2 separate regions of the Homo sapiens genome follow, and region 2 is linked to region 1. The links are chromatin loops, found by intact Hi-C in ENCODE. Cell type or tissue: sigmoid colon. All regions are shown on one strand. Each heading gives the region's core, and the rest is flanking DNA. Links, peaks and the distances in the headings are about the cores only.

The links. Hi-C counts contacts between places; a loop is a spot of excess contacts. Peaks named below come from ENCODE experiments on the same cell type or tissue, not always from the same donor. Only the 100,000 strongest peaks of a DNase experiment are listed, where the experiment ranks them.
Region 2: a loop joins it to region 1, with 2.5 times the contacts of the local background. A loop is called at or near these places in 2 of 110 quality-filtered maps.

The regions. Positions count from the first base shown.
Region 1 is chr2:45,762,952-45,771,283 of GRCh38, forward strand. All of the region lies in intron 1 of PRKCE (protein kinase C epsilon), which reads left to right. Among named protein-coding and RNA genes, the nearest start is that of PRKCE-AS1, 92 kb to the left of the region's middle. In sigmoid colon, for the core only: no CTCF peak of the experiment used is centred there; no DNase peak of the experiment used is centred there; H3K4me3 peaks cover 32 bases.
Region 2 is chr2:45,878,711-45,887,042 of GRCh38, forward strand. The region is part of intron 2 of PRKCE (protein kinase C epsilon); the gene reads left to right. Among named protein-coding and RNA genes, the nearest start is that of PRKCE-AS1, 210 kb to the left of the region's middle. In sigmoid colon, for the core only: no CTCF peak of the experiment used is centred there; a DNase peak (open chromatin) is centred at 4,171; H3K27ac peaks cover 411 bases.

The DNA of each region.
Region 1 (8,332 bases), core at 13-8,012:
TCTTCTTTTTTTTTTTTTGAGACGGAGTCCTGCTCTGTCACCCAGGCTGGAGTGCAGTGGCGCGATCTCGGCTCACTGCAAGCTCCGCCTCCTGGGTTCACACCATTCTCCTGCCTCATCAGCCTCCTGAGTAGCTGGGACTACAGGCGCCTGCCACCACACCCGGCTAATTTTTTGTATTTTTACTAGAGATGGGGTTTCACCATGTTAGCCAGGATGGTCTTGGTCTCCTGACCTCGTGATCCTCCCACCTCGGCCTCCCAAAGTTCTGGGATTACAGGCGTGAGCCACTGCTCCTGGCCTTGAGGTGTTCTTTCTTTGGCCAGTCTACATCTTGGGTGTGCTTTGCTTTGGGCCTGTGAATGGAAGGGGCATTTCTTTGTTAGATAAGGAACTTTTCAGTAAAAAACAGCAGAGACCTGTCTAGTGGATGATTAAGCCTAAGCTTATGCTAAAGGGCAGGGGCTGAAATGATTTCATAACATTTTTCATCCTCACCATCTGGACCTAGACCTAATGTTGTGCAGCCTAGTACAGGAATTGTTAAGGCTTTGCTCACGTCCCACCCCCTCCCTAGTCTCCAAAGGACCTCAGCCCTCATTGATTTTCCCTCTTCTAGGACAGTTTTCAGCATTTAAGTTTAGTAATACTCAGTGTAGGGCTTGATTCTGCAATCTCCCTTGGTATAACCCGCCATGCTGCTGCTAGTCTCAGGCTCCCTCCGCTGTCTTTTGCTGCCCTTCTGCCCAGACTCAGTGAGCGCTAAAGTCAGGAAGGGCCCAAGGGATCATGTAGTTTAACCCACTCATTTTATCAGTGGGGGAAAGAGAAGGCCAGCTCTAGGCTCTCTCTCACGGTGGAGGGAAAAGTGACACACACCTTGTTAAAAGAATCCCAAGCCGAATTGAACAGATTGGGAGCTTTGGTGTTTGTTTTGGTGGACTCTTTCTTGTATGCCTGCAGTTTCTCCACTTAGATCTGACATCCTTTTACCTAATTAAATTCCCTTCCCAGTCCTCTGCCGTCTTGCTTATGTTTTAGGTTGGTTCTGATTTTTAGTATCAACCACAGAATCTCAAAACTAGAAGGATCTTTTGATGTCCTGAACTGCGATCCCTTGGGTTGGGGCCAGTGCTTCAATTACAATACCCCAGGAGTTCTTGTTATCAGTGTATCTTAGGAGGAACCAAAAAGAGTCCTCCCACAATAAGAAGAATTGTTTTTATCTGTTCTTAAAACGCTAATTTCCTTGAGTTTCTTAAAGCAAAGCCCACCTGTACGAATGTCCGTAGGTGAAAATATTGGCCCATTTAAGTTACACTTCTGCAACACAAGAGGGGTAAAATTCCAGCCCACCTGAGGAAATTCAAACACGTGGTTTAAGAGCTTATAAATGAAGGCAGAAGATTTTAGTTCAAAGAAAGAAATGGTTATGGCTAGTAAAGCCAAAATGGGATCTTAATTCAGGATTAATTGATTAAATACTTAACTAATTAATCTTCTAACTGGCTTCTGTTGCAATCAGGGTTCAGTTTTTAGACATGACCCCTGCATGTGAAAGTGAATATCTGCAGCTCGAATGTGTGCAGTGGGACAGGCATGGCCCCGAAACCAGACAGGGCAATTCAGATCTGAGGCTAAATGAAAGAGGTAGGTGACAGCAGGTTTCAGCTTCCCAAATTTCTTTTCATCCATTTCTTTTATATCATAAATTTGAGAAAAAATTGATCTGTTCATTTAGTAAGCCCATTTAGAAATAAGCTCAAATTATTACTTCCATGCCAGAAACTTGAGGCTGGGGTTACTATTATTTTTGAGCTTGGAAATTGCCATTCATTCTGCTGCAAATGAATTAGACTATATATATATTTTAAACCCATTAAAATCAACATATATTAAAAATATTCCTAACTCCTGTCTTTATTCTTGTTCTTATGTCTCACACAATGGTCCTACTTGAATGCCTTAGAGACAATGGAGTCTCTGGCATCTCTCAGGTCTCTCCTTGACATCAAGAGCAGAGCAAACATGCTGAAGGACGTGGACCCCATGTGAACCATAGCCTTCCTCCCTGTGGCTTTGGCCTGGTACAGTCCAAAATGCCAGCCGCTCAAAAACCCACCCACTCACACGGGCCTTGTTTTCAGCAAATCTTCAAGTCTGGATGGAGGAAACGCTTTACCCTTAATACGTTCTTAAGCCATGCATAACTCTAAGCCTGTTTTAACCATGTGCTTCTAATTAATTTTTACTTAATTCTTCAGTGTTTCCTTTATTTTTGTTTTTTATAAGAAGCAGCCACATGATGAGTAAGCCTGGAGAATAAGCTTTCTGAAGAGGTTTTCTTGACAATAAAAACAATATGTTTATTGAAAGGTCAAACTAATGGCCAAGGCCAATGGAGTCTCCAGGTTGGGTTGTAAGGTGTGAACTGTAGGTAGAGTGCTGAGGAGATGCTTCATTTGGACTCCCCGGTGCCTTGAAGCTGTAGAGTAACCATCTCCGTTTGGCCTCGTTCTCAAATTCTACTACCTCCCTGCAGGGCTGTTGTGCTGTGTGTAGCAATACCTTTTGTGGTTTGCTTCCAAAGTTCTTCATTCAATACCTCATCTTTGCCTCTGCAGTGGTGTCATTCTTTTTCACTTCTTTCTTCCTCTTCCCCTTTTTCCTTTTCATTTGGGGGAAAGCATTTATGAAAAGAGGTCAAGTAACTTGGCCAAAGTTCTGATGGTGCTGGAAATAGAACTCTGGACTGTTGACCCCCACGTCCTAAGCCCAAAGATGAGACCACCCAGTGGGATCCTGGGCTGTCTCCAGAGCAGCTTCCCAGAACTGGGCTCTTGGCAGAGTTTGCCTTTTAGAATACAGAGAATTAATGCACAGAAGGGGATTTCCCTTTCTTCCTGCCACCCTCCCTCCTCCCACTTCCAATCAAGAGAAAAGCCTGTCCAAGTGTAGGAAAGGGAATTATATTGGGTAACTGTGGGTAGCAGAAAGAACTAAGAACCTTATTGCAATGAAGTTGCAAGTCCAGACGTTGGTTCCAACCTGATCCCCTCCCCCACCTCCAGGCAAAAGAAAAGTTAAAACAAATACTGGAGATAGGGGAGATTATTTTAGGACTCTGGCAAGCACAGCAGTTCCCTTGCATTGCTGGCAGGTACCCAAGTTTATCTGTGTTTATGGGGATCTGCAGTGTTGATCTGTGGTGCATGGAAGCGTGCAGGTCCGTATACTCCATAGTCAATTACGTTTCCTGCTCATCCAAAATTTCAGGGCAAGATAATCGACTGGGAGAAGGAAAGGAGGGGGCTTTTGATTAATCTGAAGGACTTGAACAAATGTTCTATTACCTTTTTTGGTCCTGGGTGCCGTGCAGACCTCTGTCAATTCTGAAGGAAGACTTCAGTGAGGCCTAGTACTTTCTCAATCCAGTAAGAGAAAAAGCCCTGTGGCCACTTGAGGGTTGGTTCTACTCTCTTCTTTTTTCCCAGTCTGCAGACCTTCTATTTCCCTTTGGGTTAGATCGGAGAGATTCCTAGAGAATTAATGGGGACACGGAGACAGAGAGAGATAGTTGAGGGAAGCATGATAAACAAATCACAGTAAGACAAAGGAAGAACCTGGGGTGTTTCTAACCAGTGAGAAATCTTCATGGTGGAATTTCAGACCTTAGGATGGCCTAATAGGCAGGGTACATGTTGGTTAGGGTGACTAGCATATCTTGGGCCTCTTGAATCATGCTTCATAGGTGCCTCTTCCACTCACATTCAAATTCCTAATTGTGGGACAAAAGAAAAAGTCTGGGCCGGGCACGGAGGCTCATGCCTGTAATCCTAGCACTTTGGGAGGCCAAGGTGGGAGGATTGCCTGAGCTCAGGGGTTCGAGACCAGCCTGGGCAACACGGTGAAACCCCATCTCTACTAAAATACAAAAAAATTAGCCGGGCATGATGGCGTGTGCCAGTAGTCCCAGCTACTCAGGAGGCTGAGGCAAGAGAATCGCTTGAACCTGGGAGGTGGAGGTTGCAGTGAGCTGAGATCAGGCCACTGCACTCCAGCCTGGGCAACAGAGTGAAACTCAGTCTAAAAAAAAAAAAATAAGTAACTTCCTGTGGGCAAATTTGGAAAAATGGCACGGTCATGTTCTACTTTGGTCTTTGCGTTTGCTTCCCGTAGAAATGTACTTTTTCTAATTATCAAATAATTATCTCAAATATAAGATGCAGGCAACAGTTTTCTCAAATACCTCTGCTTCTGGAAGGAGGGTAGAGAGGAATTAGCCCAACCCTCTAACTTAATACATTGATGTTCTTTGAAACTTTTTAAAAAAAGGAACAAGAAAGTAAAAAATCTGCACAGCAATGGCTCCTTTTAACCAACCTCTTAATGGGCAATTTTAAGTACTTTCAGAATTTGGAAGAATGTTTATGTCAGAAATATGTATCATCTCAGCATCTTGGTTATGCTTATCCAAAAGTCTTGGCCTTCCTGCCTCTTCCTCTTGTAAGGGAATTTATGTAGAAAGAGGGTATGTAATCAACCATGTTCACACTGCAGAGAGAGTTTATACAGGAAGGCACTGGTTTGGGCTTTGTAATACTGAAGGCTTTACACCCAGAAGAATTTTGTAATCTAGCACACTCAATCTCCGGGGGCATAAGTTTTCTCCAATTATTGCCTTGAAGTTTTATTAAGGATCAAAGGAACGGCCTTACAAAGAATGTGCCTTCACTGTCAGCAGTGCTTCTGTGGACTTGCTGCTTTCTCTAGCATGCATGTCCATTGGAAAGACCCATGTGTTGGATTCCTTATTGGATGGTTTTACTGGAGGAAGACTTAGGGCTTTATTTTAGGAATTTGAAGACTTCCACCACCCTTCACAGTATCACAGGTGTTTGCCTCCTAGAGCATTGTAAACTAGAAACACCAAGGGATAGAAAACATTTGTGGGAATAATGGATCCATGCAAAAATACCTCAAAGAGCAAAATTTGGCTTGATACCAAGCAGAGGAGTGAAAACTCAAGTGCTGAGCTTCCAGAAGCTTCCTGGAGAGGAGCTATTCCTTGGCATTGGTGCCAGTGCCCTGGTGAGAAGCAAAATTGTTGGCCAGGGTTCATGAGTGGTTACCCAAACCTAGATGCCAGAGATCATGGAGAAGAAACTCTAAGATGGCCAAGCTTTTCCCACTCTTCTCCTCCAGATGTTTCCCAGTGGGTAGATGTGATCTCTTAGGAAATTTGACCATTTTCATAGCAGAAAGAAATCAAAACACGAAAGAGCCTTGAAAAGCTGTTACAGTGCTAAATGTATATTATGGGAATGCTTTTTTCCTTGGCCTTATCCTGGCCTGGCTCTAATTATCTACAGAGACATCTGATTAACTCCAAATGACATCGTCTATGTGTGAGTCCCATGGGGATGGCTTCTGGAAGGAACAGTTCAGGGACCATATCACATTTCATTAGTTGGGTTCCCCCTTTCATGATTTCTCATTTTGGTTGAGAAATGAAGGACATTTTAGCTTTCCCTTCCCTCTTTTCCTTCTGTAAAAACTTAAGTCTCTGATAGTTGGCCAGGGGGCTCGATGGGTAGGGGAGAGTTAGGAGGGGACAGTGAGGGCTGGGAGATGATGCTAGGTGCTCTTTTCCTTCTCACCTGAGCCCTACCTGAACAATGGGCCAGACAGAGAATGGATATTGAGCAATTATGCTGTTTTCTTTCTCTGTTTATCCAAATGCTCTGTCTTTCACATGCGAGATGAAGGAAAACCCATTTCTACTACTGATTTTCTCTCCCTTCTCTGAATATGTGTAGGAATTATAGTCTTTACCATGCAGCTTAACACACATTTTACATCTATCTGTTGGCTAATGCTTAATTATATCCAAATGTTGTGTCTCCACCTTGCAGTAGGCTACTGGAGGCCCAGAACTCAATGGACAACTTCATATCTCCACGTTACCAGGACAGGGCTTAGCCACAGATATTTATGGATCACCTGATTGTTCTGCTACTGACATGTTCACCTCCTCAAAACCTGCTTTCAAAGCTTGGCAAATTCCGGGCCATTTTGGCAGCAGAGCTGTGGGACAAGATTTAAATTGTTTGTTGCCATTTATTGGTGAACTGGACAATCAATCCAAATTTAAAATTCTCTAATCAGATTAGTTTATTTTTAATCATCTGGAGTCTGGCTGGGTTTGTTCTGTGTGGGAGCCAGTGAGACCCAACTGTTTCATTGACTTCCTTTGTATACTCTTGACAAAAGTCTTTTCATCCTCGCCCACCTTATGCCTTCAAAACTGTGAGTCAAGCTGCATTTCCTTTTTTTCTCCTTCCTCCCCATGGATACATCTTAGTTGCCATTTTTTCTTACACCCCTTTTGTTAGGTGTTAGGGCTTCAGTCATGCTGCCTCCCTTTGGCAGGGCTGGGAGGGGTGTGTGTGTATGTACATATCTGCATCTGTGTGTGTGTGGCTTTTTGCATGCGTATCTGATGGTTGTGTGTACACTCATTCATGCACAATCGCTGGCGAGTAGTTTGAGTAACATGGCATCCAGCAGGGATCTTGGGCCCCGGAAACTGAAGAACTAACCATTTTTCATCCAGAGACTAGTTTATTTCTCACTGATATTAAGTTTGTTTAACCTGTGATACAGAATTGTGAAGGGATTCTATTTCATGAGTTTGTAAGTTCTTTTCTTTTCTATGGGTTTTAGCCAGTTTGTCTTTAATGTGAAATTTGTATTCTGTGCTCACATATTTTGATATGTTTTGCTTCCTGGGGTCATACTTAGGGTACAAATCAACCAGATACAGATTAACCTGTGGATGTTTAGCCTTTGCTAAGTGCATCCTTGTCTCTAAATTCTTAAATTCCAGCACCCTGGTTAAAACAGTAGGAGGTGTGAGGAGGAACCCTTCTGAGAACAGATAGGCAGAAACATGTACACGGCGCCAATCTCCCATGGCTCCTTGCTCTTGCCAGGGTGCAGCAGGCACACGTGCACCCCGTACTGTCACTCACAGACACATGCCTGGATGCCCAGGTGCACACTCACACAGCCATCACACAGGATTTGCAGTTCTGCAAGAGGTGGGGCTGTGAAACGCTCTCCTTCTCTATGCGCATGTCTTTTATCCCCTCTCTTGGGTGGCTCCTGCAGTAGCGGGTGCTATTGGAGTAGTGTATGCTCCAGCCCTCTCTCGGACTGCAGCCCTGGGGGACACTGTTCTGCTCCCCTCCTGTCCGGGGAGTTGCTGCTCTGCCCTAGGGTCAAATGCAGACTGGTCAGGGACAATCTGGAAATACTGTAGGGATGCATGGGGTAGGTAAAAACCATGCTTCCTCTGTCTGGAAACAACACTGACTGTGGCTTTTTTATTTTAGGGACATGATGTCACTCTTCTGTTTCAAAAGTGTGCATATTGCCTAAGGTTCTCATGTTCACGTAGACTGTAATTTTTGAGATAGGCTGTGAGACACTAGATATATGGCGTCCCTTCGGCCACTTGTGTTTCTGGAGCTCGCAGAAGGACGGTTTACTGTTTCCACAGAAGTCTGAATGTTGGTTGAGCGTCCTACCTTCACAGGAGGACCAGGCAGGGCACAGCCATGGTACCGCCCCCCACAACCACAAAAACACCCTATGATTTAGACAAGAGACAGTTATGGGCATCTTTACTTCATAGGTGGATGATGAAATTGAGACAGCGAGAAGCCCAGGGGCTGGGATGCCAGCTCTCTAACCGTACCCTCTCTCTCAACCTGCAGGTCACCAGTACTGGCCCCATCTGCAGCGGATTATTTCTTCCTTCCTAAAAATCCAGGCTGCTTCTTGCCATGTGGAGACAATGAGCTCCTTAACCAAGGGTGAAAAAGACCAACCAAATCAAAACAAACAAGGGCTTTTTTTTTTTTTTTAACACTTTTCTTAGGAAGTCATTAAGGAATTATTGAGCTGATTAATGTGAGTGGAAAATATTTAAGTTTGGTCATTGTTTATGCTGGCCAGTTTGATTGCATTAGCAATTGACTTACAAAGCTGCTGTAGTGTTCCCTCCAAGCGTACTTTCATTCCTGGGTTGACTAATCAGTGGATCCCTGAGCTCAATGATGATGAGGGTCCCCCAGTGTTTAGAGGGGCTGCACTGGGGAGTAGAGAATGCAGGGGTGGGAAGAGGTGGGTCAATGCAGACCACTCCTCCCAGGCTGAGATTCACTTTTGTCCTTTGTTGGCAAAGATGGTGATGCTAGGGAATTTGGAAGCTGAAAGGAAAACAAAGGACGGGGCTCAGGCAGAAGGCAAAGTGAAAAGGAGCGAG
Region 2 (8,332 bases), core at 147-8,146, 120 kb after region 1:
TCTCACTTTTTTAAAACAGCAGAATAAAAAGCTTTAATACCAAAGACATAATAAAGAACAATCAATGAAATATGTTTAGCTTTAAAAGATGCACTTATTTTTCTGTCTGTTTCATTAGTGTTTGCTCCATTTCTCCTCATGCTGGCAATTGAAAAGCAAAGTTTGCTCTTGCTTTTTTAAAATCAACTTTCTCTCTGTGGATTTGCCTATTGTAGACATCTTTTTAAATTGACATAAAATAATTATGATAGGGACAGGACGCAGAGAAATTCTAGACGGAAAAGGGCTGGGTCCCTGGTAAGGGCCCCACCCTCAAGCCTGGAACTACGGCAAAAAGTGAGAACTTTACATCCTCGTTTTCCCACTCGAATGTTGCCTTTTCCAAAGCACCCTGGCCCACCCTGCCCCTGCATCCTACACATAAAAACCCCAAGCTCCACTGGCAGAGAGCAGAGAAGGGGGAAAGAGAAGAAGCAGCTGAATGTCAGAGAGAAGCAGCTCGACTTCAGAGGGACGGCTTGATGGCGGGACTTCGAAGAAGAGTCCAGCCGAGGATGGCCAGACTTCAGGGGAAGAATACCTTCCTACTCCATCCCCTTTCCCGCTCCCCTTCCTGCTGAGAGCCACTTCCATTGGCAGTAAAATCCCCCACATTTACTATCCTTCAATTCATTCATGTGACCTGATTTTTTCCTGGACACTGGACAAGAGCTCAGGATACAGAAAGCTGTCACACTGACCGTCTCCCCTTGCAAAAAGGCAGAGGGTCCACTGAGCTATTAAACACTTAAGCTGTCCCCAGATGGCAAAGCTAAAAGAGCACTGCCTGTAACACATGACCTCTGGGGCTTCAGATGTTGCAGGTACTCTCCACTAGATGCTGCCACAGGGCCCGAGTGGAGTTTTGCTCCTGCTGGCACTCAAAAGCACTTGCTCTGGCTCATGAACCCTCTCACCTGCCTGCTCCCCCTCCCACGAGGAGTTGAGAGCTGTGGGCTGAGTAAGGGAGGCACTCCTGTCACGAGGCCGTGAAAGGGTCAAGGGAAATTTCCTGTTTCAATTACGCATATTCATAGGGTACTGGTGATGTTTTGATACATCTATTGTATAGTGATCAGATCAGGATAATTAGCATATCCACAATCTCAAACACTTATTTCTTTGTGTTGGGAATGTTAAATATCCTCCTCCTACCTATTTGAAATTATATATTAACTATATTAATTCTACAGTGGTGTAGAATACTAGAATTTACTCCTCTAACCTAGCTGTGATTTTGTATCCTTTAACAAATCTCTTCCAAAACCCTCTTTCCCTTACCCTTCCCAGTATCTAGCATCTTCTTTTCTACTTTTTACCTCTAGGAGATCAGCTTCTTTTAGCTTCCACATGAGTGAGAGCATGCAGTGTTTAACTTTTCTGCTCCTGGCTTATTTCACTTAGTGTCCTCCAGTTGCATTTACGTTGCTCTGCAAATGACAAGATTTCATTCTTTTTTATGGCTAAAGAGTGTTCCGTTATGTGTATGCACCACATTTTCTTTGTCCATTAATCTGTTATCAGACACCTTGGTTGATTCCATATCTTGGCCATTGTGTCTACTGCTGCAGTAAACCTGGGGAGGGGGATACAGATATCTCTTTGATATAATGGTTTTCTTTCCTTTGGATAAATGCCCATTAGTAGCATTGCTGGATTATACGGTAGCTCTATTTGTAGTGTGAGGAATGGAGGACTCACTTTGAATGTCACCTCTTACAAAGAGACTTGGCCGAGCCCAATCTTATCTTAGGTCTCCTTGTTTTACACTTTTATAACCCTATTTTTTTCTGCTTGGCATTTACCTCAATTTGTAATTTTATGTATATTTTTGATTAAGACAGTCTGTTTACTCCCTGGACAGCAGTGTAAAAGCAGGGAGTATATGTATACCAATGCCTCACACAGTGGCTAGTTCATAGTAGGTGCACGACAAATATCCGGCCTCTAGGAAAGAATGCAGCAGAGTATTTGTATGGGGATTGGCCAGATACCAAAGACTACTGTGGTTTGAATACAGTCTTATTAAGAAACACTACTTGTCACTTTCGTTATCATAGATCAGTAAGTACGAACTAGATATTAAGGACTCAGAACAGTTCTTTTAAGATTTCAGGGTGTAGGCCGGGCGCGGTGGCTCACGCCTGTAATCCCAGCACTTTGGGAGGCCGAGGCGGGCGGATCACGAGGTCAGGAGATCGAGACCATCCGGGCTAAAACGGTGAAACCCCGTCTCTACTAAAAATACAAAAAATTAGCTGGGCGTAGTGGCGGGCGCCTGTAGTCCCAGCTACTTGGGAGGCTGAGGCAGGAGAATGGCGTGAACCCGGGAGGCGGAGCTTGCAGTGAGCCGAGATCCCGCCACTGCACTCCAGCCTGGGCGACAGAGCGAGACTCCGTCTCAAAAAAAAAAAAAAAAAAAGATTTCAGGGTGTATTTGCCTTCAGAGCCTGCAGCTGGTATCTTAATGAGCCCACCTTCTCCTGCTCTGTAGTATCTGTCTGGAGAAGCAGAGCCATGAAATTAAGGCAATCCATATATAGAACATGCTGTGTCTAATTTAGTCTTCTACAGGCTGGAAAACAAAGGATGAGACAAGTGTTGCAATCCAGGTGGACACATCTTAAAACACTTAGATGGACACATTTTAAATGGAATTTCTAGGCCTCATTACCATTTTTGGATATAATGGTACTTAAATGTTATTTAAGTACCCAAGTCAGAAATTTATAAATATAGTGATTGCAGTTAAAATATTTTATATTCAAAGTGCTTCATAGGTCCTTAATATGCACTAAATCATATAAAAGCCAACTCTTACATAGTGCTTACTATTCCCCAAGAAGGATTTTAACTATGTGATGTTTATTCTCTTAATTATCTCAGCATCATTATGTGGTAGGTGCTATAGTCATCCCCATTTTTACAGATGAGGAAACTAAGACCCAGCACGATGGAATGACTTGCCTAAGTCACACAATATGAGGTAGAGCCAAGTTGCAAACTCAGCCCTTCTGGCTCTGTGTCCTTAATCTTACTCTTTACTATTGAGGGAACGAGATTGAATTTTAACTAGCTGCCCAAGGCTATCCAGGGCTCTGTGTAGTTGTGCAGGTTAGCTAGAAACTAGAAGCTCAGTGGTAGCTCGAAGACCCCTGGAGCATGTGGAGCTCTGTGTGTTGTCATGACAGTAGCCTAAGGAGACATTTCCTTGCCTTCCATTGGGTTTATGAGCTTTCCAAAGCGCTGATATGTCAGGTCTGACTGGCCAGGGGGGAAAGGTGTTTCTGTAGAAAGGCATAAACTAAGCATGAGTTAATATTTTAAAAGTTTAGAAATGAAATTAAGGTGTTATAATTGTTTTTTCTGCTTTGGTGACTTGTCTTACCTACATGTTTTCCTTCCGATATCATGATGTCATAGCTAATATGTGGCGACTGGGTTTCGAGTTTCAGGTTGAGGATGCCATGGTGATATACCTCCATGTAGAAGCTGTGAAGTTACAGCACCTTTGTTTTCATGTCAGTTGTCTTTTGATGCTGTCCTCCAAGACAGCTGCCGTATCTCTTGTAGCCATGTAGTTCTGCATGTGGGTTGCTATTAATATTTGTACACAAGCATCACACGTGGGTTAATGCAACATCCTTGCTCTGATGTCCGCAGTCTCATAGTAGTCTGAAGCCTCATTGGATGAGTTATTCTGTGGTACTGGGTCCTCCTCCATTGCTGGGATTGACAAATTCAAAGATGTCTTGGGGACATGAGTTCAACTACTCCAAAGAAAAATGATGTTTGGAAAATCATCACTGCAGAATAAACAGTTGTTGACTAGCTTTCTACTAGATGCTTTTCTTTATGGTGATATTTGAGTGTTTTTCTTTCCTGAGCTATTCAGAAAATTGGCTTATTCTCAATTACTCCTTGACCCTGGAGGCCCATCCACCAACGGAAGAGAAAGACGGAGAAGACAGGGAACAGAAAGGAGCCTGCCTTAAGAGCTGGAATCTGATTCCACTTGCCCCTTTGGGCCTGCACTCAACGTTTCTTAAATGTTCACGTGTTACCTCCGAGTCTGCCGATTCCAGGGAAGCTCTGGCTTCTGTCATCACCTCTGGCAGGACAAGCAAGCAGGCTCCCTGCAAAAGGACTTGGAAGCTAATAAAGCTGGCCGCTGCTTCGGAAATGCAAAGGCTTGACACGTGTTCATCTGGCAAAGCTGGACTGAAACCACACTCCCCGCAGCAATGAGTGGCGACGGCCAGTCGCTACTCAAATACTTGGCACTCTGGGCTTAAATTTTAGTTGGGTAAAAAATGGGAAAAAAGCCTTCTATCTTCAAATTCACATTGTAGTACTTCTTTGAGGTACTGACTCTCATTCCTGCAGCCAGCCATTCTGTATATTCATTCTGTGTGTTCACTGCATATCGATGCTGCCATTTGGGGACTTCCCTAAACAGATTGCTCTTGAATAGAGCCAAGTATGGATTTGGATTTTGTGGAGATTAACTGGTCACTGAGCTTGCATTGTCAGAAAACGGTAGTGTTGCAGCACAATCCAGGGAGGACTCTGAGGCGCCCTGCAGGGATGACCCTTGGCTGGCCCATAGTGTGGGTGAAGACCCGAGGGAAGCCCATTATAGCCCCTGCTGCTGGCTCAGCTGTGGCCAGTGTCTAATGGCCTTCGGGAGCCAACCACGGAGTCTGGAAGGCTCCTAGAGGTGAGTTCCCCGTCGTGCTGGGGGCACAGGCAGGGCAGAGCTACCCTTCTCCGCATGTGCCAGCCTAACAGGTCCCTCCCTCTTGCTCATCTGTGTGGGTTTTGCCTTTTTGGGGTGGGAGGCATTAAATGTATACTATAGTTCTTACACATTTACAGTTTTTATCATGCCTGTGTGGAGAGTGAGTCTGCACAACTACCATGCCATGCTACACTCCCTATATGATGTCAGTCAGTTCCTTAGGAAGAGGTTGTCCTCCCCGCCTGTCATGCTGGAAGGAAGGACAAATGGGGCTGGCATATCCTTTCTGCACAGCCACTGTGGGAACAGGGTATGGGTCACACACAGGCAGGAGAGTGTGTGGGAAACTCCCTTTTCTCTGCCTGGGGAGGGGCTTGGGCTTTGGGGAGAAGTCCTGGGAATCCTTGGAGCTTGCTTCCCACGTTGTCAATGCTTTGCAGAGCTGAGGTTTTTCCCTTACTGCAGAGTCGCTCAGAATCTTTGAGACTGCCCAAGGCCTTCTGGGGCACAGAGCTGGGTTTTTGGCAACTGCCTTGAGAGTGAGTGGCGTTGTGGACTGCCATCCAGCCCCTCCCTCCCTGTTACAGTTTTTAGAATACTTGTTTTTGCAAACAACCAGGACTGTTGTGAACATCTGTATCCTGAAACCAACACTGTTTCAGGTGGAGGGGAAAGTCTGGAGAGGCCTGGCATCTCAGCCAGGAGGTGGGGTGAGAGGGTTCTGAGTTCAGGTTCTGCCACTGGGCAAGTTACTCAACCTCTGAGTTCAGTTTCCTCCTTGATAAAATAGAAATGCTACTGTTGACTCACTTGTTGAAAGGATGCCTATGATAAAGTCTCCCTTTTATTGCTGGGTAAACCAAAACCAGAAGTGACCTGTCCAGGGTTCATAGTATGACGACAGGGTGGTGGTGAGGAAGGAGGCCTGGGTTCAAGACCAGATCTCCCTGTTCTGCAATCCTTGTGGTCTTAGGCAAGTCCTCCAATCTCTAAAGTCTCCATTTCTACGGAGGTAAAATGGGAGCAGTAACTGTGGCAGCAAGTGTCTTGTCTCGACACCTACGACAATGTTATAGGAATAAAGGGAGGCAGCACATGCCTTGTAAACTGCAAGGAATTTTGCAGCTGCAAAATGTTTCCACCTCTACAGCTTGTTGGTGACTGAGCCAGTCAACAATGAGCTCTTTAGAGTTCCTGGCCTGTGGGCTCTTAAAGTGATTTTTAAAACATGTTTTCATGGCTAGTTTTTCTTATGAAAGTAATACTTGCTCGTTGTAAAAACTTCAACCAGCACAGAGGGATGAAGAGCGAAAGACACCCTTTCTCCAACCAGTTCTATTCCCCAGAGGTGACTTCTGCTTACTTCTGTCTCCTTCTGGAAATTGTCTGCACCTGTGCATATACACACGGACACAGACACATGTCTGATTGTATAAGCTGCGTGTGATCTGTTATATGTGATCCATATATATATATATATATATATATATATATATATATATATATATATATTTGTTGTTGTTGTTGTTGTTTTACCAAGAGCTCAAGTGAAAATCCAGGTAGTTTTCAGTATTTTGATTACTAGAAACAATGCCACAGTGAGCAGAGGTATACTTTCTTATGACTTGGTCTCTCTGGATTTAAAACAAATGTTGAAAGCAGCTAGTGGCTCAGAGCTTTCAGAATTATCTTTTGCACTTGGCAGAATGAATCTTTCCCCAGAAAGAATTATGTTGTTAATACTGTGGTTTTCCACTGCTCCACCCAGTTAAATTTAATCACACCATGTGACTTCCAAATAAAATGATGTGTGTGTCTGGAGGGAAGGGACCTGACAAAGCTTCCTTTTTTTTATCGACCCTAGGGAACAGAGCAAAGCTCTCTTCAGAAGGCCTGGCTTTCAGAGACCTTCTGCCTGGGACATTTATATTCGCAGCCCATTCTCCAGTGTCCTTGGAGGAAGCTGCTGCTATTAATTGGGTTGGAGAGAGAGAGTGGCTATGTGTATTTTGATACATGTCTTCCTATACAAAACAAGCCTGGACCACTTCATTTAAAAAAGTTAATCTACATGAATTAATATATCTGTCTGATTGCCTCTGGTCTGGATGGCCATTTGGGCAGTGCATAATCGTAGCCCAGCCAAATTTCTCTGACTGTTGTTGACAACAGATAGGATTTAGTTCTCTAGCCAAAGCAAACACTTCATCCTAAAGTGAATTTTGGGGGTTAGGGCAACTCCTATGATTTCATATTGCAGTGTAAAATGGTTTCTCTTACAGTTAAAAACAAATCCACAAATTTGTGGGTTTTGGGTGCTTTGATTTTTGTTATTTTCCCAAAATGTTGTGTGTAGGATAATTTAAAAAGCAAAATCTTATTTTAAGTGCACGAGGGAGCCTCGGAGAAATCCCATGGAGTTGCTTTTTAACGAAGGCTCTTTTGACAATGTAAATCCAAGAATCAGGTGTGTAAAGAATGTTAGACCCACACCTCCCCAGAACGTGAATCTTTCCCACTGAACTCCCTGGTCAGTGTGGCCTCCTGCTCCTCCTCTTCCTCCTCAAGAGGCCTACCTGGGCTGTCTTGCCACTGACCCCACGTTTGCTGGCAGGTGGAACTCTTACCTGTCCGGGCCATGGGCTCTGGGCTTGCTTCACATGCTGGACCATTTCTGTTCTTGGCCTTAGAATGCATGGTGAAGTGCTTGCAGGACTGTCCTCAGCCCAGGGAGCTCTGGCTCCAGGTGACTCTCATTTCCTCTCTGTCAACTGTCCCAATTCCTAACCCACTCCCACTCTGAGCTCCGTAGCCTGTGTCTGGCTGCTGTCTGCTTTCCTGCCTGTTCTGTCTCTTCCTGAGAACCCCTGCCCATGACCGTCTGGCTATCTTAGAGCACACTATGAGATTGTGTGAAGAGGATTTGCTTAGAGGGGACTTGGCATTTTAATGCTAGCAGTAAAACAAACCTGCCATGCTGACTTCTATTGCATTAAAAAGTGAAGCAACAGGCTTGCTTAAACATAAACAGCAACAGTAAAAACCCAGAACTACCTAACTACATGGGCACAGGAAATAGTCCAGCCATCTTGGAGAATAGCACAAAAATACAGCTGACGTGATAACAGTAACCCTGCAATGAGTCTTGACAATGCTGAAGTCAAATGACTTTTTCAAACCTTTCTAATGCTTGGCTATAATCTAAAGGAAGCATTGCACTTCGAGTGCTGATTTTTTATGAAGCTCGTAAACCTTTTTCTTTAAATGCCAATGTGCTGAAAAGTTATGAGTATTAAAGACTTAGAAAGTGCCTTTAAAAGTGTGGGAAAAGGTCCCTCTTTTCTTGATTATGATTCTTGAATGCTAGTAATGATAGTAGTAGTAATAAATGTCATTCTTCACTAGAATAGTTTTTTCCAAAGACCTTTCGGGTCTACTCTCAAGTTCTTTCCTATCTTTGTGTGAGGTGGACGATGTCACTAGCCTCACGTGGCAGAACGGGGTCAGAAGCTCAGAGTTTAAGTAATATGGCCTGGAATTAGAACCCAGGAG